Linked DNA regions of Mus musculus: all the other regions are linked to region 3. A link is a contact called in ENCODE Hi-C data. All regions are on one chromosome and are shown on one strand. The core of a region is the stretch at or near the end of the contact, and the rest is flanking DNA. Distances in the headings are between cores, read along the strand shown.

What was found. Hi-C counts contacts between places; a loop is a spot of excess contacts on that map.
Region 1: a loop to region 3 is called in a map of T-helper 17 cell, with 2.0 times the contacts of the local background. The contact joins the enhancer-like site here to the promoter of Fli1 in region 3. A Hi-C loop is called at or near these places in 5 of 37 maps with a recorded cell type or tissue (CH12.LX, T-helper 1 cell, T-helper 17 cell and 2 more).
Region 2: a map of heart shows a loop between it and region 3 (9-fold over the local background). The contact joins the enhancer-like site here to the promoter of Fli1 in region 3. A Hi-C loop is called at or near these places in 10 of 37 maps with a recorded cell type or tissue (T-helper 17 cell, gastrocnemius, heart and 1 more).

What each region holds. Positions count from the first base shown.
Region 1 is chr9:32,477,286-32,481,147 of GRCm38, reverse strand. All of the region lies in intron 1 of Fli1 (Friend leukemia integration 1), which reads left to right. Among named protein-coding and RNA genes, the nearest start is that of Gm22060, 32 kb to the right of the region's middle. Within about 2 kb of position 2,252, at least 1 of the 3 ENCODE cell types and tissues checked has a DNase peak (open chromatin) inside an H3K27ac peak, as active enhancers do.
Region 2 is chr9:32,504,950-32,509,143 of GRCm38, reverse strand. The region is part of intron 1 of Fli1 (Friend leukemia integration 1); the gene reads left to right. Among named protein-coding and RNA genes, the nearest start is that of Fli1, 34 kb to the left of the region's middle. Within about 2 kb of position 2,828, at least 1 of the 3 ENCODE cell types and tissues checked has a DNase peak (open chromatin) inside an H3K27ac peak, as active enhancers do; it is heart, where a contact is called at or near this core.
Region 3 is chr9:32,538,829-32,542,785 of GRCm38, reverse strand. It overlaps Fli1 (Friend leukemia integration 1), which reads left to right and starts at 1,334. Exons shown (of 9, transcript NM_008026.5): 1 at 1,334-1,595. The coding sequence starts at 1,578.

The DNA.
Region 1 (3,862 bases), core at 1,003-3,502, 63 kb after region 3:
ATTTGAAGTGATATGGGAACGTTACCTTATCTGTACTAGGAAAGCAAGCTAGTTTTCATCGGAGCCTATGTATCAGTCATTGATAGTATACATCTCCTAGCTCCAGCAGAGGATGGGGGGAAGTGTTGCCCTAGGCCTTAGCAGTCCACTGCTTTGTCTCAGAGCTCAGCCCGCTAACTCAAGCAGTCCCTCTGAAAGGACTCTAAGGAAAGGGGTCGCCACAGAGTACCACTGTGCTAGAATATTTGACAACTTGGGGTAGGGAACATTGTACCACCTTCTAGGTCTGCAGCTCAGGGGTGAGGCACCAAGGCATCCTGACTAGGGGATGCAAAGGTGCTTCTAGTGAACCAACTGTTGAGCTTGTTCTGGGCTCCCTTGTAGTGATCCCTACTGAGGTGCTAAGAAATCTTATAGGTGGGCATTGTACAGAGGTAAAGAACCTAGTTTTAAGCAGCATGGAACCAACAGGTCTTTCCAAGAATAGCCTGTGTTTTCTGAATGAAATCATCATTGCCCCACGTTCATGGGAAATGCAAACTCATTAGAGACCAAGAACAGTGGTGAAGGTGAATCCCCCATTGGTGTTCCTTTTATATTTGGTCTGCCGTGCCAAAGACGGGTACTTCTCAATATCTCGCCACTAGAGCTGCTTTGACAGCAGCATAATGCTCATTCCTATAAAGAGTTTGAAGTACCCGTTAATAGCTTTGAGTTTAAGCATTAGGAATTTTAAGGTTCAAGTATAGAGCTTTGAGGAGCACACATTAAGTAGCAACATCAGCTCATAAAGCTACAAGAGAGAGGCAGTGCTCCCTGGCACACTCACTCTCACCTGTCTGCCGCAGCTGCACCTTGGTACTGGCTTCTGCATCTCATTGTCCATGGTCTTCTCAGTCCACAGAAGTGACACAAAGGCCTGCCACCACTGCCCAGCACCCATCCCCTCCTCTGCACTCTCCCACTCTCCTGTTTCCATCCTGGATGTCTGTTATCTCCAAAGCAGTTTTGAAAGGGTCCTCACTCTCGCCCGGAAGCAGCAGGGCACCCAGGGCATGGTCTCAGGCTTGAATGACAAAGGGGTCCTATTTCCTGGCAGGTGTGGCAAGAATGTCCTCCCCAACTGTAATTTTCACATGGGGAAAATTAAATCAGCTTCTTTGGCACCTCAGCCCCCAAATATTTTACTGCATTGCTGTTGGCAACTTATCCTAACTAGGTTGATTTTCAGATTCAGTCCAAAAGCCAAACAGGAAACAAACCTTTTTCTTCGGTTCTTTCTTTCCAGCCTCACTCATCTACAGAGTCTGCTTTCCACACTACTATGTGGGCAGAAAGCCCTTTGCTATCAATGATTGTAAATACAATAAATCCCCCAACTGTGTGTGTGCACATAAAGGATGCATGCATGCTGTATGGAGTGTGTGTGTGTGTGTGTGTGTGTGTGTGTGTGTGTGTGTGTGTGTGTGTGTGTATGTGTGTGTGTTTTAAAAGATCCAGAAATTCAGGACATTTTTCAGGAAGGTTTTCATTGAGTTAAAAAGCACCCCAGTGAACCAGTTAGAACTGTACAGAGGTTGTAGTGGCAACTCGCAAATGGTTTGACAGATAGGGCAAGGCTGGGTAATTGAAAACCAAGTGACTGAGTGTAGGTTTTTCCATGGTAGAAATACAGCAAGTTCTTGGGGGAAGAATTGACGGGTACAAGCTGTATTCACAGCCTTTGGAGGAATGGGATCTGTCTGAGATTAGGCACAGGAGATTGGGGAAGGGTAAGAGCAGTGTGAGGAGAGATCTATCAGTGTACGTGCACCTGGCCGGGTCAGGGGTCAGAGGTGTGGGGCATTTGGGGATGAATCGGGATACTCTCTTCCTGTGATGCTGCCACTTGACTAAATGACCTTTGATTGGCTCTTTGTTTTAAATAAAGTGTTTATCCTAAAATGGGTTCTAAGGGGATCCATCCCTTCTGCTCTTGTGCCAGCCCCATGCTGTGCTGCTGTTTCTTCTGCCTGCAAATCTCACTTCCTTAACAAGCCTCCAAGTCTTAGCTCTCCCATTTGTTCCCTGGTGCAACCTCTTTGCTCTGCGTGCTGTGCATGCTGCACCATCTGTATGTCCTCCTTGGGCTCAGCATTCCTGCCTTTTGCTGCTTTTGACCTCCTGGTTGGATGGCAGTGATGACAAGGGCCTTCCCTTCCCCCACAGCATCCCCATGTCCATCTCTGCCTCCCAGATCGCCTCAACTCTGCCATTGTATGATTTTGCTGGAACTCTCAAGACTGACTCATGACTAACTAGAGGCATAGTCTGTTCTCTGCCGCAGAAATCTGCTTAGATGACATCTCTTTCAACAACAGATCTGGGGCTTGTTCTGCATTTTTTTTTTTTTTGTCAAAGAGACTCTGATGAATCTTTGGTGACACCCATATAATGTCAAAGATTTATGCTCAGCCTTCTGAACAGCCATAACTTCACAGTTTTCAACTTGGAGTTAAACACTAAGTGTCTATGTAAAAGTTTAAGTTTGTTTGAGACACAAAGCCAGAGCAGAACCTTAACCGAAATGAAGAGTGGATCTAAGAACCAAAATACAAGTAGACCAGAGCCACAGCCTTCCCCTGACCCTGCCCAGGGGCAGCAGGTGAAGCCAGAAGGGCTCCAGCAGCCTTTAGGTCTGAATGAAGGACGTCCAGACATAGCGAGGGTATTTGCTTTAGAGAAGGCATTCCAGGCAGAGATATGAATTATGTAGGGAGAGTAGGCAAACCTCAAGATTTAAAAGGGTCTCATCATCTATCATTCTGTTCTTAAGTAAAGGCAGGGTTGCCATAGCAACACACCACAGGCTGAGTGGCTTAAACAACATAAATTTATTTGCTCACAGTTCTGAAAACTGGAAACCCAAGGTCAGAGTGCCAGCAGGGCTGGCTTCCTCTGAGGCTTTCTGCTCTGGCTTACAGATAATCTGTCTCCCTACATGCCTTACATGGTCAGTCCTTGGCACACAGCCACCCTTAGGGTCTTTGTGTGTCCAAATCTCTTATTATAATGAGTCAGTTGAGTTTAGAGCCCATCTTCACATTCTAATTTCAAATTAATCATATCCTTAAAGGTCTTATTGCCAAGTGGAATCACATTCTAAGTTACAGGTGGTTAGGGATTTGATATATAGATTTCAGAGGAAGCGGAATTCAGCATAGAACAAGAACCCAACAGAACCCTTGTTTGAACACAAATGGTCATCACTGCTAGTCTTTCTGGAGTTTTGTGCTGTGCCTAGTGTTGCTATAGCTATTTCCCATTGATTAGTCCATCTTTCCTTCACAGTCGGGTTACATGGAATAGATTATGTAGATGATGAGGCGATTATAGATGGCTGCCATTTCTTCTGAAACATGGTCAGCTTGCTTTTGTGTACTGCGTGGCCCTGGGGAATACTGTCCTCCAGCCTTGAATCCCTGCTGCTAAATGTGATTTGGAATAGTGGGGGGGGGGGGGGATCTTATCTCCATGCTTTGATCAACAGACAGTCTCTGGAAGGAGTAAGGCTATGTTTCTCAACCCATTACCAAAAGCCTCCCCTGAGTCAGGAGATGGTACAGTATGAATTGGTAAACCATGGTCTCTTACAGAGACCTTACACTAACTGCCTTTTCTATATATCAGAGCTTCCTCCTGAATTATTTGGCTGAATCATCAACACTAAGATCTACAGGACATACTCATTCCCGCTAGCCAGTCCTCAGCACACCACTGTTCACTCTTACCAAACACTTGAACTACAGTTGCTAATTTAATTCACCTAGTAAGCCAGAAGGAAAAAAACAAACAAACAAACAAACAAACAAACAAAAAAACT
Region 2 (4,194 bases), core at 1,579-4,078, 35 kb after region 3:
CAGACAGACATAGCCCTAGCCAGGTGACTCAGGTACAGATCTTGCAGGACTTTAATAGGAGGGACAGGTTAAGGAAGAAAATCCCAATGCACCCCAGTGGTAAAAACAGGAAAAAGCATTCTGGGGTGAATTTAAATACTACCTATTAGAATAAAAGCAAAGTGGATGAATTGACCAACACTGGGTGGGGTTAATGAGAGAAAGCTCCAAGGGAGGAAGTAAGTTTTCAGTAGAGGTTGAAGCAGGGGCAGGGCCATGGCTGGGGCAGAGGGAAGAGGAACTATATACTGTGGGGGAGGTGGCATGTCTTTGGGAAGGGTGCTGTGGCTACACAGTGGCCCTGGAAGCTGTGTCTCACTTGACAGTCATGTTCAGAGTTAGTATCAATGGACTGAGGTAAATTTTCAAGGAAGAGTCATGTTCGATATTGACATCAGAAGTGTGGTCTGGGCACACCCACTTTGGAACGAGCACACCCTGGATCCAGTCAAGTCTGAGTTCACCTCTGAGCGAGGCCACTTATAATCTGGTCAACCTCACAGGTCTCACCTCCCTGAACTGTAAAATGAGGAAATTATTTCATAAGGCTCTGGTGAGGATGAAATACAGGGAGATAACGGACACAAAGTGTTTAGTTCCTTACCTGATAAAGAAGGGCTCCTGAGTGTTCGAGTGGTTGGGAAAACAAGGTCTACTGCTCACAGGCCAGAATGACAGCTAGGGGAAACGGCTTCAAGTTCTCAAAAGGGAAAGTGTAGCTTGGGGGTGCCTAGATCCTGAGCTCAGCCAATCGGTCTCCGTCTCCATGTGTTCCTGTGATGAAGTCAGCCCAGATCTGCACACAGCTCAAAGGCTGGATCTAATTGATGCTTGTCTGTAGAGCTAAATATCAGCCTCTGAGGCTAGTCTGCTGCAGACTGAGCCCTCACTACCAAGATTTAGTGAATGGCTCAACGCTGAATGGAGTTAATGAGAAGCAGAAATTTCCAGCCACACGTGTGCTGATAAACGTGGAACAACCTACCGTCTGGATTTGTGTAGTGTTCACCTATTTCCATGGTGCAAATGGTTGCTCTGAGGCTGATGCCAGGCTACCAGGATGATGTTTCTGACTGTGGAGCTAGGAAGAGATGCTTTCTCAGCTCTCGCACACCCCTGCATCCATACCCCCATCCCTGAAGCTGGCTGAAGCTCCTCTCACAGCAGGGTGGGCTCCTGTTCTTCAGGCCAGGCTTTCTTGCCTTATTCCTGTCCGGAGGAGTTGAAGGGGAAGGGAGGGGAGGCATTCCTACTTTCTCCTCTGTCCTGTGCTCGGCAGAAGTATAGCTTCCCACCCAGGAGCCACTTCCTCTCTGTCCAGTTCCAGACTGATGAGCAAGTCCATTTTCCCCATGAGCTGAAACAAAACAAGACAAAACAGAAAAGTGGTCCTCCCATGAGCCTTCGTCAGAGCTCAGCTTTAAGATGAATCAGGGCAGGCCCAAGTGCATACTCTGGCGTCTTGGGGTTTACCAACACACTTCCTCCACAGAAATACTGTTGCTGCTCTTTCTCTTGCCCCTGCGAATGAGGCAGCGACAACTCAGCCACACCTGCACCTGGAGGTGAGGTGGCCAAGGCTTCACACTCCCAGCTTCCCCTTACCGCTACAGCAGGGAGAGTATGACTTCATCAGTTCAATGACAATTCTAATTCAGGGGGCGGGATGCTGGAGACAGAGGTCTCAGCAGTCCTCTGTGTGTTCCCTTGTAAAGATGAAGGTACTGAGGCCAGAGGGCAAGGTCTCAGGCAGGTCACTTCTAGAGACGGTGTTCTCTCTCCCCTCTCTCTCCCCTCCCTCTCCTCTCTCTCCTTTCTCTCCCCATCCTCCTCCCCACCCCACCCCACCTCTGCTGCTGCTGGGCAGTTTTCTGAGAGTTAACACTGATATTTTGCTCACGTCATTTCTTCTATAACCGCAGTGCTTCTGTGGGAGTAAGCACCTGCCCCCAGCAAGTTCTACACCTTCTTCTTCTTGCTCATAGCCCTGGGCATCCTGGCAGATTTGCAGATGATCCAGATCCACTCCAGCTCTGCAGTGAAAGGAGCGATAGGAAAAGCAGAGTTGGGGGTAGACACCCAGGCAGTTCTGTCTTAGGATATCTTCCTTCAAGTCCGGGAAAGAGCGTGTGTCCTCAGTGTCCTCCTGTAGCAACAGGCATCTCCAACTACCAAGCACGCCTGCATTGCCTACGTTAGCCAGGAATATGACAAGCCATACATACAAAATAGGGACCTTCTACTAGTCCCCTAATTGTCACCCGGAGCTTGTCTGTGAGAGTAGCTGCCCACTAAGCCCTAGGGATAAAGGGAAAGAGAAGAGCCTACAGCTTCCCACAACCTCATCTCTGACCACCAGAGAACCCGCCCTTTAGCACGGAGTCTTCTCCTAGTGCTTGAGAGCCACACTGGGTCCATGCAGTGAGGATATGGCTGCCTGTGAACCTCCTGGTTCACGGAGAGTGGAAAAGCTCTTTCCTAAATCTTACTAGACAGTAGTTCGCATTTCCTCCGTGGGGACCTTATCTGCTAGTACATTAAGACCCCAACCCAGCTCTGCCAAGAGACTGTTATGCTCTGCGGCTCAAAGAAAAAAATGTAGGAGAGGAGTTGATTAACTGAGACCGGAAAAGAGCTTTTTCTATGTATAAACAATGAGCCCATGTTCCTGGCAGGTCAGGTGTCCTGATCTCTCTCCCAGGTGGGAGGGAAGAACTGCTGGCCGCGCTCCTCTCACGGCCCTGAGTTTAGGAACAGGATTTCCTCTGCACATTGTCAGAGAGCAGATAAAAATCTTAATCTCAGGCACACACAGCCGCAGGCCTTGGGGCCTGCCACTGTGTGCTTAGCTTTCAGAAGTGAGAACGAACAATGGCTTTGGGACTCAGTATATAAGTGGGGAAGGCAAAGAAAGAGACCAGGGTGGAAGCTAGCGGGATATACAAACTTGCTGTGGAAGATGCAGGGCCATCCAGAGGGTCCAACCTGCACACAAGGCTCAGAAAATCCTGGGTCCTCTTTTACTGTTTTTGGCTTTCTTGTACCAGGTACAAAGCACACTGGATAGAGGTCTTTACCATTTTGTTTGTTTTCTTTGTGTGTGTGTGTCTGTGTATCTGTGTAGTGGATGCACACTTGTGCAGATGCACTCGTGTGTGTGTGTGTGTGTGTGTGTTTGTGTGTGTGTGTGTGTGTGTGTGTGTGTGTGTGTGTGTGTGTTGGAGGTTAGCTTTGGGAATCTTACCTTTATCATGCTCCACCTTGTGAGCCAAGGTCTCACACTGAACTTGAAGCTTGCCTGCTATCCAGCCCCACACAGGTAGTCACCACCACTGCTGGCTTTTATGTGGGCACTGGGGTTCTAAATGCATGTCCCCATGCTTTCACAGCAAGCACTTTACCCACTGAGCCATCTGCTTCTCACGACTGCCCCACACTTTTTCTTAAAGTGCTCAAATAGAGGCACTCGCCTCTGCGCTGCAAATCGGGCTCTTAGGAAGAGCTTGGCATCTCAGCAGAACTCAGAAGCTGGGAAAAGTTTCAGTCTTATCCTCCCAAATGTTTGTGCTAAGAGCTCGCTCGCTCACTTATTTTCCCAACATGCATCCTGTGCCTTTTCAGAGTAGGAGGAGATGAGAATTTTAGAAGTCTCATTTATTATGTGGTGCTGTATCAGAAAGTGCTCTGCACACAATTTTGCCATTGCCACACTTAACTGCAAAATATTCCTTATGGGAACATACAGCTTATCCCTATTGAAGGAGTTGGCCAACCAAGTTAGCATGAGAAATTTTAGGGTGTATACATGTTGAAATGCAGACCCATTCTCCACAGGATCCCTCCATCCCTAACTCCATTTTGATGAGCGTGCACTAAGCACTCGCTGTGTGGCACTGTGCTATCTAAATGGTCTCTACTTATAGCATCTCCTTTTATCCTCAATATCCCACAGTCCTTGGGAAAAAATTCTTAAGTTCTTCAGGTGAGCAGTATGCATATGCAGACTAAAGCTCCGATGCCCACCTACATGAGTCAGTCCCTCCTCAATCTCACCATCCCTAAGCCTTGTTCCTGAGCTCATTGAGTAGAGAGGAGGCCTGAGTAAAGAGCCAACAAGAGAAGCTGAAGCCCTCTGCCAATACAGAGGACCTGCAG
Region 3 (3,957 bases), core at 85-2,584:
ATCTGCTCTGGAATTTTTCCCCTCTTTTCCCGGGAGGACTCTTAAATAATAGTGAGAAAGTCCACAGCGTGGTCTGAAGAGCGTGGAAAAAGGTAACCTGTTTTCAAAGTCTGGGAGATGGGAGTCAGGCCGCCAGCGCCGATACCCCAGAGAAGCCTTAACAAGAGAGCTCCTGGGTCCAGCAGGGGAGGCGCGGGGGATAGCAGAAAGAACCGAGCCGGTAAAGCGGGCCACGCCGCTGGTTGGGAATGACAGTCCCTAGCTTGGACCCTTAGACTGCCCGTTCTCATCCAAGGTGGGGTCTCTGCTGAGCCGCGGCTCGCCGCGCTCCTGGGTCCTGCTGCGTAGTGTGGAGGGCAAGCTCGCCCTGGTGTCAGTTCCTTGGGGGCTGCGATGGTATTGAAGAACTTGGGCCGTCGGGTCCTGATAGGTGAGAGAATTTAACTCAAAAAGCCTAGGTTGTGGCTGGTCTACCTCCTTAGCGGGCTGTGGAGCCCGGAGTCGAGGCGCGCCAAAGCATGGGCATCTCTCTGCTAACAAAGCTTGAGGTATTGAGCCCTTGACAGGTCAGGTCCGCGGGACCCAGAATTCGCTTTGAGCCTATCCGGAGACCAGCGCTTAGATGCAAAAACTCTCTTCGGCTCCTCTCTTTCTTTCTTTCTTTCTTTCTTTCTTTCTTTCTTTCTTTCTTTCTTTCTTTCTTTCTTCCTTCCTTCCTTCCTTCCTTCCTTCCTTCCTTCCTTCCTTCCTTCCTTTTTAAAAATAGTAGGTTTGCCTTGATCTGCATCCGAATCTCCCCTGGCGGTCAGCATCGCCAGGTTATCCCCTGTTCTAACAAACTCTTCCGCCGTCTTCCTCCCATCCCCAAAAAAGTTTGACTCCGGCTGGAAAAAGCATTAATGAATGTATCTGTGGGAAGAAACGGAAAGTGAATGAGTCAGGAGGGCCACCTTCGGCCAAAGGCCCAAGGGAAAGGAAAGAGGCCAGAGGCGTTTGGCTTTGGATTTGGGGGGAAGGTGATGGGGGAGTTGCAGACTTCAGGAATCAGGGAGCGGATACTGGGCGTGGACCCCGTCATTGTTCCTGGCCAGCTCTTATCTCCCAGGAGCAAGTATCCTGTGTGCGCAGTGCATGAATGTAACTGGGCATCCCGCGTATATTTATATAGCGAGTGATGCGAAAAGCAGGGCGAGGAGAGGACGAGGGGGTGTGGGGGAGGGAAGACAAGAGAGAGCAGAGAGTGGAGAGGGCGAGATGAGAGAGAGAGAGAGAGAGAGAGAGAGAGAGAGAGAGAGAGAGAGAGAGAGAGAGATAGGACTTCCTCCCCGATCGCAAAGTGAAGTCACTTCCCAAAATTAGCTGAAAAAAAGTTTCATCCGGTTAACTGTCTCTTTTTCGATCCGCTACAACAACAAACGTGCACAGGGGAGCGAGGGCAGGGCGCTCGCAGGGGGCACTCAGAGAGGGCCCAGGGCGCCAAAGAGGCCGCGCCGGGCTAATCTGAAGGGGCTACGAGGTCAGGCTGTAACCGGGTCAATGTGTGGAATATTGGGGGGCTCGGCTGCAGACTTGGCCAAATGGACGGGACTATTAAGGTAAGCGGCTGGGCAGTGGGCGCGGGGAGAGGGCCGACCGGGGCGGCGGGAGGGCTGGGCGCCGGGGTCCCGGAAGACGTGGCCGCTCTCCCTTCCTTCCGCGCCCCGGCTTCGCGCGGTCTCCTCCGGGTGGCGAGTCCCCCATTCCGAGGAGGCCGGCCAGCCTTCCCGCCCAGGGCGATCTACCCCTCACTCCTTGCGCCACTGTGGAATCCCGCAGGCTCCCACTGTGCCGCCCGAAGGGGCTGCGAGACCCGGCAGCTGAAACCTGGGGACCCGGGGCGCGGAGCAGAGTCTCGGGCGGGAGATCGCCGGGTCGGTTCCCACCCGGCACCCAGACGACCTGGCCCCGGCGCCAGGCACTAGTCTGGCGGCCAGCTTCCTCACGCCAGAGGCCGAGATCTGCGCGGGCAGGAGCAGCGTTCGCCTCTGGCTGGGGTCCCCCGACCCTCCGAGCGAGTTGGAGGAGTAGTTGCGGGAGGGCAAGGGGTGCAAGGGAGGGTGTCTGAGGATCCGGCTGAGCCGGCGGGTCCAGATGGAAGACCCTGTTTACTTGTCAGCCAGACCGGTTTCTCTTCCCCCCTTCTCACTGCTGCTGCCCGGCAGTTGCGGACGCCGGCTGCCTGGAGCTAACGGGCCCGCCTCGCAGTTCCTCGGGTTAGGAATCTCCTTGCTCTCCGGCTCCTCAGTGCCTCAGATCCCGCACACTGTGCGTGCGCCTGCTTTAGAGCAAGGGATCCAGGAGCTGTCCTCTCAGTAAGAATTAAACTCCTTCAACAGCTGTCCCCCTGCGGTGGCTGGTTCAGAGTCTATGGCCTGGGGCTTGCCGATTGCACCCCCACCCCCACCCGCCACCCGCGCCGGCCCAGCTTGGGTCTAGGTTGCAAAGTGCAGACCAGCAGACCTGTGAGTCTGGGTTCCCTGTCACGCTTCAGAAAGGCCGAGTGCTCCCTCCGAAAGGGGGAAGTAGGGCCAGGAGCAGAGACGAGGGACACCCCCTAACGTGACTAGCCTAAGAGGACTTAGGAGAATGAATGAGAGCAGACGTTAGCTTCAAGGCTGCATATCAAGCAGGAATTGCTCTGGAAAAACTATCAGGCTGGTGAGGTGGGGACTGGCAGAGCCGCCATTCTCCAGAACCCAGAGGAATCCACTTCCCTCTCATGGCTTGATGAAGAGGAGGTGAAGGTGTTGTTGGCTTTAGAGAATTTAACAGATTTTTATCTTCTGGGTGGGGTCAGAGTGTTTTTATTTTCTAAGAGTCTCTTCTCTCTCTCTCTCTCTCTCTCTCTCTCTCTCTCTCTCTCTCTCTCTCCCTCCCTCCCTCCCTCCCTCCCTCCCTCCTTCTCTCTCCCTCCCTCCTTCTCTGAAACATGCTGACTTAGGTAAAAGGCACCAACTGAAGGAACTCAAAGACAGATGAGATAGCCGATTGTAATGGGGTTTTAACACAACCACCTAGCCACAGGTTTTTCAAACCTGACTTGAGAGTGTTCCTAAGGGGTGTGCTCTGGAGACCTGACAGTGCAGGTCCCTGGGCCCTGCTTCTCTGCTTCCTGTTGGTATGTTCCTGCAAGTGCCTACATCCCTCAGGTTCAGTAACCAGATGGTCCTTCGAAAATCTTCACACCCCCATTCAGAACACTATCTACTCACAACCCCCCCCCCCAAACTCCCCTAGGTCCTAAAGGGTGGTAATGTGGCTCCAGAGGCTTAATGTGGACACTCTGAGAAGAAGTGAAGCAATATCTGCGCAGTGTTCAGACCTCTAAGCACAGGCCCTGAGCTCTGGAGGAAGCTGTGGTCTGTGTACCCAGGATGTGTTAACCCCACACTGTGCACAATGGGATGGGCATGACAGGCCTCAAGGGCAACCTTAGACCAGGAGGCTGCCACTCCATACCAAAGATGGGGGTCAGGGCTCTTTTAGGGTCAATAACTAACAGGAGCTCATGAGCCCCCCCCCCAGACCTCCCAAGGAATACCTTGTTTCTCACCTGGGAGACTTAACTCCAAGGCTACCTATAGATCAATCGCTTTTCAAGCCATCTTCTGGATACCAAAGGTTCTGGAAGATTGAGTCTTTCGTGTATCCTTTAGCCTTTTAGCTATGTAGAAGCCATAGGTTCTTGTTTATATGTGACCTTCTGATTTGGGGGGTCCTAGACCCCACTTACATGATGGTTTAATGCCATGCTTGGTGTAGATACTGAAAGGCACTGAATTGGAAGGAATGTCAACCAACTTGTGATCTTATTATATGAATTTACAGCTATAGGACATCTTTGACCTTCATAATCTTCATAAAAATCCCATGGGACTACTTTACACTGGTGTCCCAGTTGCTTGTGTACTAAACCAC